Regions from separate parts of the Homo sapiens genome. Here all the other regions are linked to region 3. The links are chromatin contacts, found by Hi-C or POLR2A ChIA-PET in ENCODE. All regions are on one chromosome and are shown on one strand. Each heading gives the region's core, a stretch centred on a gene start or an enhancer-like site at or near the end of the contact. The rest is flanking DNA. Distances are from core to core; before and after follow the strand shown.

Region 1 (4,171 bases), core at 494-2,993, 570 kb before region 3:
AGCACTGGCATCTGCTTCTGGGGAGGTCTCAGGAAGCTTACAATCATGGTGAAAGGTGAAGCAGGAGCATGTGTCTCACATGGTGGGAGTAGAAGCAAGAGAGAGTAGGGGAGGTGCCACACACTTTAAACAACCAGATTTTGCAGAGAAAGCACCAAGCTATGAGGGATCCACCTCCATGACCCAGACACCTCCCACCAGGCCTGACTTCCAACACTGGGGATTTTATTTCAACATGAGATTGGGGTGGGGACAAATATCCAAACTGCATCAACCTCTGATGTAAAAATCCAATAATCAAGCAGCAATATTTTAAGTGCAGCACAGAGTCTTCCATGTCATTATTTACAAGACCTGAATCTCTTTACATAATAACAAAATTGAATACAGACTTAGCCATTAAGTCCATTTAAAAAATCTGTCCTTTTACATGGTGACAGATTTCATTTTTTGTTATCTTTCTCTTTATCTTTTGCTCTTCTTTGACTTCCTTTTCTTATGTCTGTGTTTTTTGGCTTTTTTCCAATTCCCCTGCAGTACCTGCATGTATGGTTTTTTTTTTTTTTTTTTTTAATGTTTCTTGTGCTTTTCCTTTTCCTACTTTTTATTATTCTTCCTGCTATTCTAACTTTCTGCAGAACTGGCCCTGCTGCTATGGCCTCAAGTCTGGCCTCCAGAAGGGCTCTGACTTCTGCTCGGACTCTGGCTCCTCCTATGCCTACCTGGCCAACTGTGTCCAGGCTTTCTTTTGCTTTCTCCTGCTTTCTCCATTATCTTATCTTTCAGGACCTTAGAAGTGTTTCCTGAAGTTTCCTCATCTTTTACAGATACATAACTTCCACTGTCACTTTCATTATAATCTGGCTCAAAAGCAGCTTCATCAGTGTCTCTAGTTAAGTCAGGGGACAGTCGAGAGGAGTGACTTAACTGGGGTTTAGGGTTGGTAGCATTCTTCTCAACTTGCCCAGTAATTTGCTCTTTCTCAATTTGTGTGCCTGGTGGAATAACAATATCAAGTAACTGATTGCCACTTGACTCTTTGTTGTTCTTTGCTTCTAATATATGTGTCTCATGATCTTCACAAAGACTTTTATCTACAAATTTTGCCCCTTACCTTGAGTGTTTAGTATCATAAGTGGCTTTGTGATCATGAGGTCTTTTGGTCTCTTGAGTGACTAGAATTACTTTTTTTTTGGAATCTCCTCTGCCATTTTTAAGAAACTCTCTTTCCTCCATCAGCTTAGTTTTCCGTTCAGATCAGAAGCTATAGTTTATTGTTGTTGTTTTTATTTTTTATTTTTTTCATGCTTTGTACATACTTTTTATTTGTTGAATAAATGAATATTTGTCAATATGTACATAACCACATAGAGCGAGCATTAGATTTAGAGAGCAAAATATTTGGGTTCTAATATGCAAAGCCACTTACCAGCTATGAGGGCTTCAGCAAAGAACTGAATCTGAGCTCAGCTTCCTCAACTGTAAAACTAGGTTATTTGGACCTATGTGGCCTACCACACAGGCTTATTGCAAGGTTCAAATGCAGAAACATATGAAAGTGCTATGAATACAACTTAGAGCAATACAAACATAACAAGTAATAGCAATGGAATTTCAAGCTGAAATTCACACCCTTGGATTGTACCGATGTACTGATGGAGTCAATGAGAAAGTGACAAAATAGCTGATTACTAATGAGAGAGAACATGCCATTCTTCTGAGTGGGAAGGATTCTGCAACATCCTGTAGCTTGTCCCTGCAATTAGTCACTTCCCAAACTTCACAAAGATGTCAGAGACTCACAATCAATAACTCTCTCACAGAAGCACATGGGCCAAATGTCCCACGTTTATTTACATATGAAATGTGTTTCACACAGTTATTATGGATGGAGTGCATAACACCTGACAGCAGCAAGACCTTTTGAGGAACCGAACGTTGACTACAGTAGATCATGCAAGTATCTATAGATACACAAAAGAATTCCTTTTCTTAACAACAAAAAAAAGTACAAAACATGTTCAGGGATAAATGTAAGATATGAAATGCAAAATAAAACACAAAACAAGCCTGGGCATGGTGGCTCACACCTGTAATCCCAGCACTTTGGGAGGCTGAGGTGGGCAGATCACGAGGTCAGGAGATTGAGACCATCCTGGCTAACATGGTGTATCGGGGGACCTGCCCTGATAATCACGTAGGTTCTTTTCTATTTTCCTAAGCGTCAGCTGGCTTGAGAAATAAAGGGACAGAGTACAAAAGAGAGAAATTTTAAAGCTGGGTGTCCGGGGGAGACATCACACGTTGGTAGGATCCGCGATGCCCCACAAGCCACAAAAACCAGCAAGTTTTTATTAGGGATTTTCAAAAGGGGAGGTGTGCGAATAGGTGTGGGTCGCAGACATCAAGTACTTAACAGGGTAATAGAATGTCACAAGGCAAGTGGAGGCAGGGCAAGATCACAGGACCACAGGACCGAGGCGAAATTAAAATTGCTAATGAAGTTTCAGGCACCATTGTCATTGATAACATCTTATCAGGAGACAGGGTTTTGAGATCAACCTGTCTGACCAAAATTTATTAGGCGGGAATTTCCTCTTCCTAATAAGACTGGGAGCACTATGGGAGACTGGAGTTTATTTCACCTCTGCAATCTCGACCATAAGAGACAGGTACGCCCCGGGGGGGCCAGTTCAGAGACCTACCCCTAGGTGCGCATTCTCTTTTCTCAGGGACGTTCCATGCTGAGAAAAAGAATTCAGCGATATTTCTCCCATTTGTTTTTGAAAGAAGAGAAATATGGCTCTGTTCTGCCCGGCTCACCGGCAGTCAGAGTTTAAGGTTATCTCTCTTATTCCCTGAACAATTGCTGTTATCCTGTTCTTTTTTCAGGGTGCCCACATTTCATATTGCTCAAACACACATGCTGTACAATTTGTGTAGTTAACGCAATTATTACAGGGTCCTGAGACGATATACATCCTTCTCAGCTGACAGGATTAAGAGATTAAAGACAAGACAGGCATAGGAAATCACAAGGGTATTGATTGGGGAAGTGATACGTGTCCATGAAATCTTTACAATTTATGTTTAGAGATTGCAGTAAAGACAGGCATTAAGAAATTACAAAAGTATTAATTTGGGGAACTAATAAATGTCCATAAAATCTTCATAATCCATGTTCTTCTGTCATGGCTTCAGCAGGTTCCTCCGTTTGGGTTCCCTGACTTCCCGCAACAATGGTGAAACCCCGTCTCTGCTAAAAATACAAAAAAAAAACTTATCTGGGCGTGGTGGCGGGCGCCTGTAGTCCCAGCTACTCGGGAGGGTGAGGCAGGAGAATGGTGTGAACCCGGCGAGCAGAGCTTGCAGTGAGCCAAGATCACTCCACTGCACTCCAGCCTGGGCGACAGAGCAAGACTCTGTCTCAAAAAAAAAAAAAAAAAAAAAAAAAAGAAAACACGAAACAAAACCAAAAAATAGAACTCTCTCAGAGAACTATAAACGGAAGGGACAGAAGAGTACCTCTGCTGCATTTTAATAAAGCAGAACTACCGACGTTAAATATACTTCTTGAAATGGCTGAACTAAACCCGGGTGGCCCCGCGCTTAAGGTAACGGCCAATTGCAATACACAGGCGGCTGCATTGAGAAGTCAGTGGTTGACGTTGTGCATCCCAACTCTAAGTATCAGAACATTTGGCAGTAGCACCTAGAACAGGCAATGCCAACTCTTTTGACAGCAAAGGGTTAAGTCAACTGATTTTTTTTTCTGTCAAGAGCCAGAGAAATACTTGATATTCTTAGTTGTGTTTCTGTAATAGTTAATAAATTACATGACAAAAACCTGACTATATAAATCTATTGGTCTAACTACGTATTTGTAACTTTTATAGTAGTCCAGCCCTTTCGTTACTTTCCCTCCTTGTGCTTTTAAAGCCAGCCTTGCAGATCTGCCTAGAAAACCAGTCCCATTTTTTTCTTTAGAACAGCCTTCCCCATGCCCCAAAATGGAATTGAGGAAATCAGCATTCCTTATTAGATTCCTGGCTTCAGTTTTTATCCACGGCTGGGAAAGGAGCGACCTGCAAGGCTGCTTTAAACACCCTTCGCATGGCCTGAAGAAAAAGGCACGCCCACACTGGAGTGCAGTTGTCTCACATGTGAGCTC
Region 2 (4,693 bases), core at 255-2,754, 840 kb before region 3:
TCAGCCTGGGCAATATGCCAAAACCCCATCTCTACAAAAAATACAAAAAAAAAAAAATTAGCTGGGCGTGGTGGCTTGTGCCTGTCGTCCCAGCTAATCAGGAGGCTGAGGTGGGAGGATCACTTGAGCCCAGCAGGTCAGGCAGGTTGAAGCAGAAGAAAGCCAGGGATTTTTTAATGTACTTAATGATGTGGCATAATTCTTCTATTTTGTAGATACCGAGGCCCTCAAAGCATTTGGTTTTATGATAATGCATTCAAATTCAAAACCTCTGTGCTTCTATTTCTGTACACTTTTTTTTTAAACAGGATAAAGTCCAGTCTCTTTAACTTTGCTGCCTTTTACCCCATTGCTCTCCTGCTTCCTACCCTCAGGACATAGCCCACACTTTTCCATTTCTCTGTCTTTGCTTCCTACTTTCCCACCCACTTTGGAATTCCTCCCCCTCTCCCTTTATGTCCAAATCATAATGTCCTCCAGGAGTCCAACCTGGACTTGCTGAAGCCTCCTTGAAGACTCACCTGTCACTTCCCCAGCCTTTCCTCCAACCCACACATGCTCCTGGCTCCTCTCGCCGTCGTTCCGCCTTTCTTGGGTTCCTGACAGCTCCTTGTTGTCTTGATTGTATTTCTGTCTTCTACTGTTCCAGGACCATGACCTCATTGAGCATAAGGGCCTATTCCTGTTTTACCCTTCCAATCTGCATGCACTTCAATTAGTGTTATTTTGGTAAATGAATGTTACATTTCTGGTCCATGTCCCCAGGTTCCTTCATTAACATATCACAGATGATTGCCTGTGTGGGACAGCAGGCCATCAGTGGCTCTCGAGTGCCAGACGGCTTTGAAAACAGGTCCTTGCCTCATTTTGAAAAACACTCAAAGGTAAGCAGTAGCAGATCAGGTAGAACTGTGAAGATCTCTTAATCTACACTTTCCTCCAAGGAACACAGACCTATTCAGATCAAAGACCGTTGGCCAATTTCATGTGGAGTTTTATATATGTATTTTTTGCCATTTTATTAAGATACACTTCAGGCCGGGCACAGTGTCTCATGCCTGAAATTCTAGCACTTTGGGAGGCCAAGGCAAGAGGATTGCTTGAGGCCAGGAGTTCGTCTGGCCAACATAGCGAGACCCCATCTCTACAAATAAATAAACTTTAAATACATATATACTTCATATGTAATTATTACAATTATACTTCATATATAATTTACCCATGTAAGGCACACAGTTCAGTGACTGTTAATCACAGAGCTGTGCAGCCATCACTACAACCTACTTTTAGAACATTTTCAGTGCCCAGAATGAAACCCTGTAGACATTGACAATGCATGGTTATGTTTTGTAGGTGGGCAGGTCTGGCCCACAGGAAGGATATCTTGAAGGTGTCATTTCCCAGGGAATGGGCAGGCAGCCTCCATCCACAGGGTGTCCTCTGAGGTCCTTGACTGCTTGCCTATTTTAAGGAGAGCATCCAGATCTTAGGTTTCCCTCTCTTGGGCCACTTGCCTGCCACTGGCACCAGCACCAGCCCTGGCTGGGCCCTCATTCTCCTTGTCCCTGGTATAAAGTATTTCTCCATAAGGAAAGGGCAAAGAAAGCCTGCCATTTAGTGAGAATATACTGGCCAGGTATTTATAGTCTCAAGGTGGGGCATTTTCTGATTTGAGTGGATTTCAGAATCGTGGGCCTTGAACTTTTTTTGTTTGATTTTTCTTTTTTCTACCTCTCTTTAGCTCCCAGCTGCCAAAGGCTTTGTGGCTAATAGCTTTTATTCCGGTTTGACACCAACTGAGTTTTTCTTCCACACAATGGCCGGCCGGGAAGGTCTAGTCGACACGGCTGTAAAGACAGCTGAAACGGGATACATGCAGGTAACCTGAAGAAATGTAGGCCATTAGCAACAGAGCAGGACAGAGCTCTGTGGGTTTTGACTATTGAGTACACGTTTTGCACATGAGCTGTAATTTATCTAGTCTTGGGTTAAATTTAAAAGGAAAAAATGTAGAAAGGTAGATGCCCTGGAAATGAACAACCAAAAAAAATGTAGTATGTTCCGAATCATCCTATGATGATCAAGACCAGGCCAGAGCCACGCATAGCAAAGCGCTGTTAGAGGAGAACATGGATGGAAGTACATTGTGGGATATGTCATTCAACCTCACTAAGCCTCGCTTTACTAACACGTGACAATGAGGGTTATTGCAAGGCCTCTGCCTCTCTCTTTGCAACTATTTATGTAACTCATTATTAATATCATTCTAATTAACTCTAATGACCTATTCCAGTGCTTGCTGCGGGGCTTGGATGCTTAGAAGGAAAGCATTTCCTCAGAGAGTGTATAGCTCTGAGATAATAGACTCTGGGGCACAGGGCTAAACTAGAGGCTTCTCAGCATTTGTGCTTCTCAAACTTTACCACAAAAGTACCCTAATGGCAGAGGAGTGAAAAATACGTCTTCTTGTGTTCTTCCATAAGACCACAGGCAAAAGATGTCTTTTCAATCCCTGTACTCTCCACTCAATAATTTAACTGTATTTTTTTAATTTTATTATTATTATACTTTTAAGTTTAGGGTACATGTGCACAACGTGCAGGTTTGTTACATATGTATACATGTGCCATGTTGGTGTGCTGTACCCATTAACTCATTTAGCATTAGGTATATCTCCTAATGCTATCCCTCCCCGCTCCCCCTACCCCACAACAGTCCCCGGTGTGTGATGTTCCCCTTCCTGTGTCCATGTGTTCTCATTGTTCAATTTCCACCTATGAGTGAGAACATGCGGCATTTGGTTTTTTGTCTTTGGGATAGTTTGCTGAGAATGATGGTTTCCAGTTTCATCCATGTCCCTACAAAGGACGTGAACTCATCATTTTTTATGGCTGCATAGTATTCCATGGTGTGTATGTGCCACATTTTCTTAATCCAGTCTATCATTGTTGGACACTTAGGTTGGTTCCAAGTCTTTGCTATTGTGAATAGTGCCGCTATAAACATACATGTGCATGTGTCTTTATAGCAGCATGATTTATAATCCTTTGGGTATATACCCAGTAATGGGATTGCTGCATCAAATGGTATTTCTAGTTCTAGATCCCTGAGGAATCGCCACACTGACTTCCACAATGGTTGAACTAGTTTACAGTCCCACCAACAGTGTAAAAGTGTTCCTATTTCTCCACATCCTCTCCAGCTCCTGTTGTTTCCTGACTTTTTAATGATCGCCATTCTAACTGGTGTGAGACGGTATCTCATTGTAGTTTTGATTTCCGTTTCTCTGATGGCCAGTGATGATGAGCATTGTTTCATGTGTCCTTTGGCTGCATAAATGTCTTCTTTTGAGAAGTGTCTGTTCATATCCTTCACCCACTTTTTGATGGGGTTTGTTTTTTTCTTGTAAATTTGTTTGAGTTCATTGTAGATTCTGGATGTTAGCCCTTTGTCAGATGAGTAGGTTGCAAAAATTTTCTCCCATTCTGTAGGTTGCCTGTTCACTCTGATGGTAGTTTCTTTTGCTGTGCAGAAGCTCTTTAGTTTAATTAGATCCCATTTGTCAATTTTGGCTTTTGTTGCCATTGCTTTTGGTGTTTTAGACATGAAGTCCTTGCCCATGCCTATGTCCTGAATGCTATTGCCTAGGTTTTCTTCTATGGTTTTTATGGTTTTAGGTCTAACATTTAAGTCTTTAATCCATCTTGAATTAATTTTTGTATAAGGTATAAGGAAGGGATCCAGTTTCAGCTTTCTACATATGACTACCCAGTTTTCCCAGCACCATTTATTAAATAGGGAATCCTTTCCCCATTGCTTGTTTTTCTCAGGTTTGTCAAAGATCAGATAGTTGTAGATATGCGGCATTATTTCTGAGGGCTCTGTTCTGTTCCACTGGTCTATATCTCTGTTTTGGTACCAGTCTATATCTCTGTTTTGGTTACTGTAGCCTTGTGTAGTTTGAAGTCAGGTAGCGTGATGCCTCCAGGTTTGTTCTTTTGGCTTAGGATTGACTTGGCGATGTGGGCTCTTTTTTGGTTCCATATGAACTTTAAAGTAGTTTTTTCCAATTTGTGAAGAAAGACATTGGTAGCTTGATGGGGATGGCATTGAGTCTATAAATTACCTTGGGCAGTATGGCCATTTTCACGATATTGATTCTTCCTACCCATGAGCATGGAATGTTCTCCATTTGTTTGTATCCTCTTTTATTTCATTGAGCAGTGGTTTTTAGTTCTCCTTGAAGAGGTCCTTCACATCCCTTGTAAGTTGGATTCCTAGGTATTTTATTCTCTTTGAAGCAATTGTGAATGGGAGTTCACTCATGATTTGGCTCTCTGTCTGTTATTGGTGTATAAGAATGCTTGTGATTTTTGCACATTGATTTTGTATCCTGAGACTTTGCTGAAGTTGCTTATCAGCTTGAGGAGATTTTGGGCTGAAACGATTGGGTTTTCTAGCTATACAATCATGTCATCTGCAAACAGGGACAATTTGACTTCCTCTTTTCCTAATTGAATGCCCTTTATTTCCTTCTGCTTGATTGCCCTGGCCAGAACTTCCAACACTATGTTGAATAGGAGTGGTAAGAGAGGGCATCCCTGTCTTGTGCCCGTTTTCAAAGGGAATGCTTCCAGTTTTTGCCCATTCAATATGATATTGGCTGTGGGTTTGTCATAGATAGCTCTTATTA
Region 3 (4,685 bases), core at 2,070-4,569:
GATTGCAAACACAAATGCTTACAGGGACAAGAAGATAACAAATGGGTGAAGCAGGCCAGGTGGAGGCTGTCTCTAGCAGGAGAGTGAATGTCTCTCTTCAAAGGAAGGCTGTTCCATGAAAAAGAATGAAACCCTGTCATTTGTGGCACCGTGGATGGAACTGGAGGTCGTTGTGTTAAGTGAAATAATCCAAGCACAGAAAGACAAATATTGCGTGTTCTCATTCACATGTGGGAGCTAAAAAAAAGGGGATCTCATGAAGATAGAGAGTAGATTGGTAGTTATCTGAGGCAGGGAAGGGTAGGAAGGAGGGGAGGATGAAGAGAGGTTGATTAATGGGAATAAATATACACTTAGATAGAAGAAATAAGACTTGGTGTTTGATAGATCAGTAGGGTGACCAGTTAACATTAGGGTGACAAGTTAACATGAATCAATTGTACATTTCAAAATAGCTACAAAAGAATAATTTCAATGTTCCTAGCATGTAGAAAAGATAAATATTTTAAGGTGATGGATGTCCCAGTTACCCTAGTTTGACAATATGGATGTATCAAATTATCACATAGACACTGAAAATACATCCATCTACTATGTATTAATTTTAAAAAGAGGCTATTGATCAACCTTTGGCAAGGTCTTGCTGTATTGACAGCTTCTCAATGTCCACTAGCAGTTACCTCCTTCTCCCCTTCATCTTTCCTACATTAAGGCAAAAATACAGTATTCAGTTAAAACTCCTCCTCCCCTCCTTCTTTTCTTCTTCCTCTTCATCCTCTTCCTCCTTCTCCTCTCCCTCTCCCTCCTTCTCCTTTTCTTTTCCCTCCTCCATGTCCTTCCCCTCCTCTTCCTCTCTTTCTTCTTCCTTCCCTTCCTCTTCCTCTGAATCAATCATTTTTGGCCATAGCGACTTGCCCTTTGCAAACTAGTATGTGTTGCAGTATTATGATTTCTCTGCTTGAGACAGGAACCTCTGGTGTTTTGGAGGAAATTTCATCTTGGGCTGCTCCCCTTCTTACCACATCTGTTGCCCAGTATCCACCACAAAGCCTGTAACTTAGCATCTGCCTATAACACCAAACAGGTTGCATCAGATAAACAAAAATTCTTACTGTGGTAGGTGAATATTTTAGCAAACGTAAAATACTATAACTCGAATTTACAAACTGGGTCAGAAGTGCTTTCTCATGTTTTGGTGTCTGGAGCAACGTGCACATGGTCAGAGGACTTCTTATTTCAATTTTCTTGTTTGTTTATATTTATTTTATGAAATAAATAGCCTCCCTTCCATTAGTACAAGTACTTCTGGTTTGTTAGAGACGAAGGGCCCCAGCTCCACTGGGAACAAAGGGGACCTATAGGAAACACAAGTGTCGCCAGCTTTTCCATGCACTGACCTGCCCTAATGTGTATCCTCCTCCCATAGCCCGCAGAGACTCCCCAACCTCACTTTAGCTCAACTGCATTTTCCCCAGACTGTTCTGAAAAATGTGTTGTGACGTGCTGCCACCTAGTGAAGGAAAGTAGGAATGGACATTATAGTGGCTGTCGCCCTCAGAATCCTCTTTGAAGCCTGGTTTAGTTAACCTCTGCCGAAATAAGGTCCTACGTTTTTAACTTTCAGAAAATAACTCTTATAAGACTCCCAAAGGGTCCAAAGACTATTTAGTGAAGACTGAAGAAGACAAATGTCAAGTGAATAGCTAAGAGTTTGAAAAGTAGGTATACGTGTTCGGGCTAAGTATAAATGGAAAACAACTCCCCGCAGAAAACCATTCTAATTGGACTTGCAGGGCAGGTTAAGAGGAGGAAGTCAGCCCGACTCCAGAGTACAGACATTACCTGTTTTCACTAAAATAAAGGACTGTCTTCAATTGTTTGCATTATCATTTTATCTCCGTAGAATATTTTCCTTCGGTCTTTTGACTGAATTGGTTTTGAATTTAAAAGAAATATTGAAATGATCTGTCACTTTACTTTTTGCCTATCAAGCTGTCAGCTTCAAAAAATGAACAAATGTATGGATTCTGAATAGATATGTTTCTCAGACCTAAAAAGAAAGAAAATGTGTTAATAAACTTGCGTCTAGTCATCATATGTGTACTTCAATGTGTCAGAACTGATTTATGAACCAGAAGTACTGTGTTTAAGTGAGGACTTCTCTGCATTCATATTTTAAGTATTATTATTTCATTCTTTCCTCTTGGGGGGCAAGTTAGTATAATATTACCATTGACTACCGTTGGGTGGGTCCCAAAGGTCATTTCTGTGGAGGATAATAGAGCTTTTCATATGAGACACTTTCAGCTGCCTAGCAGAGGCAGCACACTATGACAAGTGGCCAAAAAAAAGTAGTGAATATTTTTATCGTGAGTTTTCATGGCATGAATCAACTCATTCTTCAGAAGTCTGTATTTTTTTCTTTCTATTATGGCATGTCTGTCATTTCCTTTGACTCTCTGGCTGGTCTTCATCTCAGCAAAGTGGAAAAAACATATTTTAGATGGGAAAAAATGGGAAGAAACTGAAAGAGGGAAAATATCCCTAATACAAGGAGAAACACAACTCTAGATTCCCTATTGCCATATGGAACATTTAGGATTTCCCAGGAGGAAACACGTTCAACCAGTTGCTTCTGTTACCTCCGGACTAAGAGGGATCCTGATAGTAGCTGTGGCTGGTGAAGGAACACCTCTATTATCTGGCTCTGGGTGCTGCAGAACCAGGCAGTTAACAGGACAAGAAAACCAAATGATCCATGGGTGCAAATGTGCTTTTGCCAAAGCCACTTCCCTGGGGTCTAGATAGCGAAGAGAAATGGTGGCTTCTAGAGGAGGAAGAGCTAGGAAGTAATCCTGGAGTCCAGTTGTCTTTTCTTAAAGATCATGTTTCAGGATTCCAAAAAAAAAAAAGAAAGATCAATGGCATGTAGGAGGGTGGGGGACAAAGAGGGTGAATTATGAGTTTGTGTCTGTGTTTTAAAATAGCCACCTGCCTTGAAACTGCCATTTAGAAATGTGCATGGAAGGAGAATCTTCCTGATTCTTAGCTCTAATTTATGGCCAATTTATGAAGTCAAGGTCATCTCTCTTCCTGCTGGTGTGTGTTCAACCTGGCCTCCCTTTATGCCAAAGACCTTGAGCAGACCTTGGCTAAAACCCCCAGGTATACTCCCATTCACTGTCAGCAGTGATCCGTGGAATGGATTGGGGCTGGCCGCCTTGCCTTGGGCAGAGTTCATGTGTCACTCAGGAAGATGCATCAGGCTGCTGAGTCAGAGGGAGTCTGCCTTATGTCCACAGAGAGGAGTGAATCAGAAAGCCAGATGAGTCCAGCTCTCAGGACATGACAAATTGCAGAATGCCGAGCTGGGAGGCTTGAGTACATCATATCCTTCTTATTCTACTGATGAGAAAACTGGGGCCTGGGGATGCCCAGGAATTTGCTTACATTTCTTCTCCTAATGAATTAATTCTTTCATTTGTTCAACAGTGATGCCCTGAGTGTCTCCCGTGTGTCAGGCTTTGTTCTAGGTGCTGGGGTTAGAAAGAGGAAGAGTGTCACATGAGGAGAAGACACATGTCACAGGTCATTCTAAAAGGGAAACCCAACTGAGAATGAAGAGTGTCTCAGGGCAGAAAAAGGAAGGAGCAAAGACATCCACCTTGGCACTAGACAATTTGGGTCCTGATTTGACAGTCTTTAGTAATTAGCATAACCATCAGTACATCATGGAAGCTTACCCCATGTACCATTTCTTAGCTCTCCTCACTGTTGTGATTGCAAAGGTGCTTGGAAGGTTACTTGATGAGCCTCTTTCTGCTGCTCCAGACCCAGACTGTGAGTTCCATCAAGGCAGGGATCTTTCTCAGCTCTCTGTTTTATCCCCAGAATGGGACAGAGCACTGCACGCATGGGAGATACTCAGTAAATAGCCACTGAGTGAACAATGGAATGAATGACAAATGATAAGGGTTCCCAAGTTCCATTCTATAGAATAAGGGTCAGCAAAATTCTTCCATAAAGGGCCTGATAGTCAATGTTTTTGGCTTCAGGGGCTGTATGATCTCCACCACCACCATTCAACTCTGCCTCTGTGGCATGAAAGCAGCCATAGGCAATAGGTAAAAGAGTGGACATAGCTGTGTCCCAATAAAATTGTATTCGGGACACTGAAATTTGAATTTCATACAATTTTCATATTCCATAAAATATTCTAATTTTTTTAGCTGTTTTAAAATGTAGGGGGAAAACATTTTTAGCTGGTGTCCTGTGCAAGAACTGGTGGTGGCCAGATTTGTCTCACAGGCTGTAGTTTACCAACCCCTGCTATAGGAGGAAGATTAATAGGGTAAAGATTTTATGAGGTTTTTAATTGATTCATTTATCCATATGTTTGAGCATTTACTTACTCTATGTCAGGCTCTGTAGCAGACACTGGACATACAAACAGAAATATTAGTCACCAATATCAAGATGAAATCATTATCCTTGATGGGTCAGATCTTCCGAGGATGAGTCACGACCGTGTAGGAAATATGAACCCCGCAGTCTGTTTAATTGATGTATGCTATGCACTCTAAAATTAATTGGAGATTTCTAGATAAAACTTTCCAAATGTCACAAGTATCCTTCCAGCATTTCATATTTACAGACTGGAAAATCAATGGAGATGGAATCATTCT

Evidence for each region. Hi-C counts contacts between places; a loop is a spot of excess contacts on that map. ChIA-PET counts read pairs that join two places held with the same protein, here RNA polymerase II (POLR2A). Pooled maps may share reads with other maps.
Region 1: a loop to region 3 is called in a map of endothelial cell of umbilical vein, with 10 times the contacts of the local background. The contact joins two enhancer-like sites. A Hi-C loop is called at or near these places in 1 of 168 maps with a recorded cell type or tissue (endothelial cell of umbilical vein). POLR2A ChIA-PET finds 5 or more read pairs at or near these places in 3 of 52 experiments (A549, BJ and MCF 10A).
Region 2: a loop to region 3 is called in a pooled map of heart left ventricle, with 3 times the contacts of the local background. The contact joins two enhancer-like sites. A Hi-C loop is called at or near these places in 5 of 50 pooled maps.

What each region holds. Positions count from the first base shown.
Region 1 is chr10:77,735,308-77,739,478 of GRCh38, reverse strand. It overlaps the pseudogene RBBP6P1. Among named protein-coding and RNA genes, the nearest start is that of KCNMA1, 100 kb to the right of the region's middle. Within about 2 kb of position 1,743, at least 3 of the 41 ENCODE cell types and tissues checked have a DNase peak (open chromatin) inside an H3K27ac peak, as active enhancers do; they include endothelial cell of umbilical vein, where a contact is called at or near this core.
Region 2 is chr10:77,997,167-78,001,859 of GRCh38, reverse strand. POLR3A (RNA polymerase III subunit A) reads left to right here. Exons shown (of 31, transcript NM_007055.4): 18 at 766-884; 19 at 1,742-1,879. Among named protein-coding and RNA genes, the nearest start is that of POLR3A, 30 kb to the left of the region's middle. Within about 2 kb of position 1,504, at least 3 of the 41 ENCODE cell types and tissues checked have a DNase peak (open chromatin) inside an H3K27ac peak, as active enhancers do.
Region 3 is chr10:77,162,750-77,167,434 of GRCh38, reverse strand. The region is part of intron 5 of KCNMA1 (potassium calcium-activated channel subfamily M alpha 1); the gene reads left to right. Among named protein-coding and RNA genes, the nearest start is that of KCNMA1-AS2, 24 kb to the right of the region's middle. RefSeq lists enhancers at 3,190-3,484, 2,819-4,018. Within about 2 kb of position 3,319, at least 6 of the 41 ENCODE cell types and tissues checked have a DNase peak (open chromatin) inside an H3K27ac peak, as active enhancers do; they include endothelial cell of umbilical vein, where a contact is called at or near this core.